3 separate regions of the Mus musculus genome follow, and regions 2 and 3 are each linked to region 1. Evidence: chromatin loops called from intact Hi-C (ENCODE). Cell type or tissue: heart. All regions are shown on one strand.

Region 1 (2,500 bases):
CAGCAAGTTAGGCGCCGGGAGCTCCGAGCCCAGAGGTGGGCTTCTCCAGGCACCAGCCTAAGTTGCGCGCCCGACGCGGGGTCGTGAGGGAATGGGACTGGCTTCGGAAAGGGCCCTGGCCCGCCACTCCGGAACCGGGACCCGTCCCGTGCATGCCGCCGTTTCGCCTCCTCCCGGCACCCCCGATCCAGGGTCCCCCGGACGCCGGACTCCCGGCTGCGCTGGCCCAGGCCGCCGAAACCGGCCTCGCGCGCGCGGCCCGCCAGTCCCGCCTCTCAGCCCACGGAACCGGAACCGGGCTCGGACCCAGCCTCGCGCCCCGGAGCGCCGCTCCCAGCCGGGACCGGGACCCGAAGCCCGCCCCGGGAGCAGGGCGGGACTCACCTTCGTACTGCAGGTCCACCAGGACCAGCAGGAACGGGAACACCGCGCCCAGCCGGCTGCCCACCGAGCCGGGGGCCACCATGTCCAAGGGCGCCTGAGCCGAAGAGCAGGAAGGTGCGCGGCCCAGCAGCCCGCGCGGCCAACAGCCCGCAGCGAAGCGCCCCGTCCACTCGCTCGCTCGCTCGGTCAGCGCTCGGGCCTCAGCGGCGGCTGGCGCCCGGCGGCGGAAAACAGCGGTAGGCGGGGCCCGCGGAGCCACGCCCCGGGCGCCGCCGCCGCCCAATCGCCTTCCTTCTGGCCACAGAGCGGCCCAGCTCGCCCGGGTCGTGGTTGGCGCTGATTGGTTGTGGGGGCTGGCGCCCCGCCCCGCCTCTGATAGGATAACGTGGAAGCACAAGACGAGGCTGCGTCCGCTGGTCGTGGAGCTGTCAGCGGGCTCCAAACCGCCGCCGAGCGCCGAGGAGGAAGAGGCTGGGGAGGCCGGGCTGCGGCCGCCGAGTCCGCATGCGCGGGCCCTAGAGCCCTTCTGGGCCGGCCTCGCGGGCTGGCTTGGCAGGGGCGGCGGGTTCCTGGAGCGAGCCCAGATTCCTTCGGGTAGTGTTGGGGGATAAGGCGCCGCCGCCTGGGCTGGTAAGGCCAGAGAGTCTCAGGAAGTCTCCAGGGACGTCCGAGAGAGATGACTGGACTTCTTGAATGAAATGGGGGAAGAAACCCAAATAGCCACTCCGTGGGTGAAAAGGGGAAAAAAAAAGTTTATTCCAAACTGCGAAGGCTGTCTCTCGGGAAAGCAGAGAGAAGCGCTGCGCGGGCTGGGGTGATGGTGGGGATTTATCTTCTGGGTTATATGGGACCTTGACGGGCTAATAGACCCCACTGTCATAAGTTAATGGAAGAGCCAAATGTCCCTTTTCCCAGAGATAGGAGAATAACTCCACTTAGCAAGTAGGAACTATCTTCACCACCACCACCACCCCGAGGGAATGCTGGCTTTTGTCTAGATGCCCTACCTGGGGGAAAGGAATTTCTTGGGGGACCTGACACTATTGAGGTCTGCTAGTGGATCAGAGATGCAAGAGCCATTCTACCAAGTCTCACAGTTGGTCTGGGTGGCTCTCTTAAAATCCGCAGTCCTCTCAGTCTCGCCAAAGAAACTTCCAGAATCACTTTTTTTTTTAGGTTGGCTTAATGGTTTCTGGGGCTATTTCCTGCCCTAGACTAAGTATCTATTGATGCATCCTTAAAATGCTTCCAGTGCCTTTAGCTCACCCTACATAACAAAGTCCCTACCCATTACTTGCTCAGTCTTCAGTATTAGCCCTCTGCTTTCCCAAGCAATGACCTTAGTTTGGAATAAACTTTTCTCTTATACACCCACCAAGTGTCTATTTGGGTTTCTTTACTGTGCCTATTTCATTCAAAGACATAAGAACTTGGACAAGATTGTCGTTAAATTAATCAGGTAGGTTACGCCCATAGCTGCTCTGTTTGAACAGACACTATATGGCAGCAACGTTTTACACATCGCTAAATAACGTGGGTTTGTTATTCAAAGCTTTTGATACCTTAGTGTTACTTCATGCTTACAAGGACTTACACATTATGATGACTTTTGAATGAAAAAAAGGACGTGGCTGCTCTTAGGTATGGTGTAGGTAAAAGGGAGATAGAGACATCTGGGAGAGTGGACATGGCCCTGAGCTGTGTGAGAAAAGGGGGAAGGGAACCAGGTGCAGCAGCCAAGAGGGCAAAGGTTACCAAAAAGAAAAAGAAAGATGGCTGGCCAAAACGGCTGGGTTATATAGGGAAGCGCCTCTGGAGGAAGGGAAGCCCAGCCCCAAAGCTGGAGAATTCTGAGTAAAGGGCTGGACTTGCCTGCCATAGCTGCAACACATAGGGACTGAGGGATGTTGGGAGAACTTTGCTATGTTAAATAGGACCTCAGCCATTTGTCTCAAATTTGAAACCTAACATATTTGTGATTTCCTGAAGATACACTACAAAGGGTGAAAAAAGGAAGAAAGGTCTTGTTCTGTTCCAAAGAAATAGAATGTGCCGGGCATGGTGGTGCATGCCTTTAATCCCAGCACTCAGGAGGCAGAGGCAGAGGCAGGCGGAT
Region 2 (2,500 bases), 230 kb after region 1:
ATTACCACTTTCCTCCTGGAAGGAGCTTGGTCATTTGATTTGAAGTGGATGCTGGGATACCCTTCCCCACTTGCTTACCTAAAAAAGACTGAGTTGAAAATCTTCCTCAGCCTCAAGCTGGGATCATCATGAGGTTACCACAGAGCAAAGCAACTGGACCAAGTGACCTTGGACAGAAACTCAGGGTGTCTGAGCCAAAACAGACCTTTGAGCTGACTTCTGTGGTTTGTTTGTTTTTCCTCAGAGCAATGGGTCTCTTAGTGTGCTATGTTTTCTGTTATTTCATTGCATGGTATTTGGAACAGCTCTGTAAAAACTTATATTTTATTTATTGTGTTTCTGTGGGGTGTGTGTGTGTGTGTGCATGTGTGTCATTGTGCACACGTGGAACTCAGACGACAACTTGTGTGAGATAGTGTTCCCCTTTGCTGTGCAGGGACTAGGAATTGAACTCCGGTTGTCTGGCTTGGTGGCAACTGCCTTCATCCACTAAGCCATCTCGGTGGCCCAAGTTTGGTCTATGTTGTGATTATAAAAAGATAAAGAGATATGATTATGTTCTATGGGGGTGTGGCGAGGGATGGGGGGAGGGGGTGCCTCAGTGGGCCCATGCCAAGCCATCCCTTCCCCCTGAGGGACCAGCCACATGATGGTATAGTATAGAATAGAGTTATTCAGGGCTTGGGGAGGGGAATTAAAAGAGTAGTAGAGGCAGAGAAAGGCAGAGAGAGTGAGAGAGTAGAGAAGTAGAGGCCAGCCATGACTACATGAAGAGGGGGAGGGGCGGGAGTGAGGAGAGAGGGGGAGCAAGGGGCAAAAGGCAAGAGTATAAGATTAAGGGGGGGGGGGCAAACAGCCCCTTCTATAGTGGGCCAGGCCTACCTGGCTGTTGCCAGGTAACTGTGGGGGTAGAGTCCAGACAGAATACAGCCTATGTGTGTGTGGTACACACAGAACCACAACTCCACCCACCCACATTTAAAAAATGTCTTATGTATTTTAAAAACTTAAACTTTACACATAGGAATGTTTTGCCTTTGTGTGTGTACACCACATTCATGCCCAGTTCCAGCAGAGATCAAAAGAGAGTCTAGAACTGGGGTTAAAGATGGCTGTGAGCCAACATGTAGGTGCATGGAATGGAACCCTGGTCCTCTGATGAAACGTGTGCATTTAACCACTGAGCCATCTCTCCAGCTCCCTAGCATGGTATCGTGAACACGTTCCCTCACGTTGTTAACACACATGCATGATCTGTTCTTTACGAAGTGCCAACATTTTGTGATATGGACGTGCCACGTCTGATGCGCCCCTCACGGGCATGTGGTCTTCCCCTCACTTCTGAGCAACGCTGCTGTAGTGTGAGTGCTGGAGCAGTGAGCTTTCCCGCTGACATGCTCTTTCATTTCCCTTGGCTGTGTTCCCAGCAGGGGAGCTGCTGAGTCACTCCTGACTCCAGCTTCTGAAGGACATTCAGCCTGCCTGCCTTAGTCTCTACCAGCTACACCACTCTGTCAGTGATGTGGGCTGCTCAGTTTCTTCTGCTCCGCCACTTGTTATTGTTTCTGTTTTTACTCATAATGCTGGATTACTTCAAGCCAGTAAACAACCGCAAATAGAGGCCCTTCTTCTACCTTTGCATGCTAGTGTTTGGCCAAACTGTAGTACAAAGGAGGCACTCACTAAATGAAAACACACAGGCTCTCTCTCTACACACCCACACACACCCGCACACATGGTACACATACACATGTCCATATTTTTTGTGGTGCTGAGGATTCAACCCAGGGCCTCACGCTAAGCAATCACTCACCAAGAACTATACCCCAGTCCCCAGGATTTGTAAATCCCAGCCCTTCTCATTTGTACACTGCCTTCAGAATGCAGTGAGGAGCTGAGAGGCTCACAGTGACCTGGCAAAAAGCAGGGAATCAGAATCTCATTGCAGACCAGAGAAAAGTGAGAGCAAGGAAGGCCAGAGATTAAGGAAGAATGGAAACCCCATTCCCATAATGCCCCTCTCTTTACTGAGACAATGGTGCTTAGTAAGTCTTCTAAATGTCTCATTAGTTAATTAATGTTCAGAAAAGAATGTTAAGAAGTTTCAAAATAGCTTAGTTTAAAAAATGAAAAGTCAGCATGCTACTCCCTAGACACTGAAGGGACTAAGCTCCTTGGTGGCTTGGAGCCTCCAAATCGTAGTCCCAGCAGGGTCCCCTGTCACAGGGGATGGGGCAGACACAAGGCAAGTCACTAGATTTCTAACTTCGCAAACTAATTTTCAGGCTTTGAAGTAGAACTGGCAGACAATTAAACACCTGGGTTAGACAATGCAGGACATTTTAAAGAGCACCAGAAATTAGGTAAGGCCTTTAGGTAAGGACTGTTGATTTTTATGTATGCCTTATCTGAGAAACCGCAGAGAAGGAGGCCACTGGATGGTCAGCTCTGCATTCCAATGGAAACACTTACCTTCCTGCAGTGGGAAGTCTGAAAACAC
Region 3 (2,500 bases), 70 kb before region 1:
TTACATGTAAGTTTTAAAATACATTTAAATTTTATTAATTTGATTTGATTTAGAATAGTTTTAATTAATGTTAGAAATGCGTTGAATTTAACAAGATAATGAGAAAAAATATATATTGTAAATTTTCCTTTCCCATGAAGGAATATCATATTTGGAAAAAGAACGAAGTCAGTGGAGAAGAAGAAGATGGTATTCAGAATTTAAAGAATATTTTTAAGAGTTTATATAAAGGACCACAAAGAATGCCTCAGAGATATTTCAGTTCTGATCCTGGTGCTTTAGAGAGCACTTTCAGGGGCGCGCCTCTCTCCTTCACTGAAAGGCCTGGGTAAAGCAACCACATGGCAGAGTCCCAGAATGCACCAGTCCCTTCTCTTCTGAAAGCCTTGTATTGATCACACAGTGGCTCTGTGATATTTGCACCCTTACATCCTTATGCACTGCCTATTGTCACAGCCATAATGTCTGAAGGTGTTTTAGTTTACCTCTACATATTTCACAATGTGTATTCATAAGTCATCATTTAAAGGCCTCTGAATATAAGTTACCCTGTATTTGTCTCCATGTCCTTTGACTTAGGATTATGATGCTTTCTGTTCTGCGGAACACCGAAACTCCCGTGAAGTTCTGGTTTCTGAAGAATTACCTCTCGCCAACATTTAAAGTAAGCACATGGCTATTTTACAATGTGGCTAAAGCTTGATACTAATTTCTTTGTTACCATTGTAATCTCTGAAAACATTTCCCTTTTCAATGTGAGGTTTTTAAATGTGTATTTGCCAAATAGGGCATGGGAGTGGAAAACACATGGACTGAGATGACACAATACAGGATCCGTCCTAGCAGATGCTATCACTAATTAGAAAAACCATTCTCTGGATAAAAACCTTGCAGCACTTCATGGCAAAAGTAATGCCTCTTCAAAACGGGGTTTTCCTTTCTGGTTTGCTTTTTCTCTCTGTTTCTTCTTCGTACGGTGCTTTCGTGCATAACATAAACACTGGTGAGTGCGCAGGTGTAAGCCTGTAGCTTTGCTCTGTTCACAGTAGCCAGGCCCTCCCTCCAGCCAGAAGGTCATTGGCCTAACTACCTGTCTGTCTCAGTTCCTGAGGAGTCTGTTTGGGGAAGCAAGGCAGCAAGCAGTGGGCGTGAGCTGGAGCAGGAGGCTGAGCCACAAGCTTGAAGCAGTCTTTCAACACTCTCAAAGCCCGCCTCCAGTGACGTACTTCCTCCAACAGACACGTCTGCTGCCGCTCCCTCCCCTTCCTCCTTCACACACTCCCTTTCAGCTTGGGAACAAGTTTATTAGAATAGTATTTAAGCAGTTTTCAGTTTCTTTATAATGATTTATAGTAAGCTTCTTCTAAAATGTATTGTTTGATTTGTTATATGTGTCTAGGAGGTAATTCCTCACATGGCTAAGGAATATGGATTCCAGTATGAGCTTGTGCAGTATAAGTGGCCCCACTGGCTTCATCAACAGACTGACAAGCAGCGAATCATTTGGGGTTACAAAATCCTTTTCCTTGATGTCCTTTTCCCACTGGCTGTGGACAAAGTCATATTTGTTGATGCTGACCAGGTAACAAGAGCGATTACTTTTTACTAAAGCTTGCTTTGCATCTAACTGAACATGAACATGAGGATTTGCATTGCTCATTGATTGTCACTGTTAGTTTTTAGACATACACGACACGACATTTTTTATATCCACTAAGAACCTGGAGTTTAAAAACACACTAGCAGAGCGTGCGCAGACGGGAAAGTGTGACAAGAAGTACCGTCTGCGTACAACATGGCAGTTCCTATCTGAAACAGCCATTATTATTATTGTATAATTTGGCAAGTAAAACTAAGACATGTGTACATTATTCGTTATAAAAACAGTTCCATGCACCTGCGCGGGTACGCACGGGTTCCGCGCACCTGCGCGGGCACGCACGGGTTCCGCGCACCTGCGCGGGCACGCACGGGTTCCGCGCACCTGCGCGGGCACGCACGGGTTCCGCGCACCTGCGCGGGCACGCACGGGTTCCGCGCACCTGCGCGGGTATGCACAGGTTCCATGCACCTGCGTGGGTATGCACGGGTTCCGCGCACCTGCGCGGGTATGCACGGGTTTTCCTCTAGCTGCTGACTTGCTGGGAAGGTTAGCGGTGAGTGGTGAGTGTGGCCCTTCTCTCCTGCGTCCACCATCAACAGTGAAACCATCAAGTTTCCATCTGTCCATGACTTACTTAGGAAAGGCTCTAAATTTAGCTGGAGATAATGAAAAGCCACCTTCATTTCCAAATCTGTATGTATAGAATTATTAGCTCATTTCAGGATATTTGTCATCAGTAATCATGAAAATATTTGACAAGTGTACAGAATTTCTAATGCAGGAATACTTAAGTGTTCGTGTATATAAAGTGAATTCACAGGATATAAACGACATATCAAGGACAAAGGTGTATTTTCAGGTTTTATATTAGAATTTGCTGATAAGCATGGAGTGGAG

Evidence for each region. Hi-C counts contacts between places; a loop is a spot of excess contacts. Peaks named below come from ENCODE experiments on the same cell type or tissue, not always from the same donor. Only the 100,000 strongest peaks of a DNase experiment are listed, where the experiment ranks them.
Region 2: a loop joins it to region 1, with 2.2 times the contacts of the local background. A loop is called at or near these places in 2 of 42 quality-filtered maps.
Region 3: it touches region 1 in a loop (8-fold over the local background); 4 of 42 quality-filtered maps call a loop at or near these places.

What each region holds. Positions count from the first base shown.
Region 1 is chr14:118,936,055-118,938,554 of GRCm38, reverse strand. It overlaps Dnajc3 (DnaJ heat shock protein family (Hsp40) member C3), which reads right to left and starts at 623. Exons shown (of 12, transcript NM_008929.3): 1 at 385-623. The coding sequence starts at 466. In heart, CTCF peaks have their summits at 790 and 992; a DNase peak (open chromatin) is centred at 854; H3K4me3 peaks cover 1,572 bases; H3K27ac peaks cover 1,459 bases.
Region 2 is chr14:118,708,823-118,711,322 of GRCm38, reverse strand. No RefSeq gene overlaps it. Among named protein-coding and RNA genes, the nearest start is that of Abcc4, 3.9 kb to the right of the region's middle. In heart, a CTCF peak has its summit at 1,438; a DNase peak (open chromatin) is centred at 1,412; H3K27ac peaks cover 492 bases; H3K27me3 peaks cover 175 bases.
Region 3 is chr14:119,006,227-119,008,726 of GRCm38, reverse strand. It overlaps Uggt2 (UDP-glucose glycoprotein glucosyltransferase 2), which reads left to right. Exons shown (of 39, transcript NM_001081252.2): 33 at 580-664; 34 at 1,400-1,582. Among named protein-coding and RNA genes, the nearest start is that of Dnajc3, 70 kb to the right of the region's middle. In heart, no CTCF peak of the experiment used is centred here; a DNase peak (open chromatin) is centred at 1,086; H3K4me3 peaks cover 2,038 bases; H3K27ac peaks cover 1,885 bases.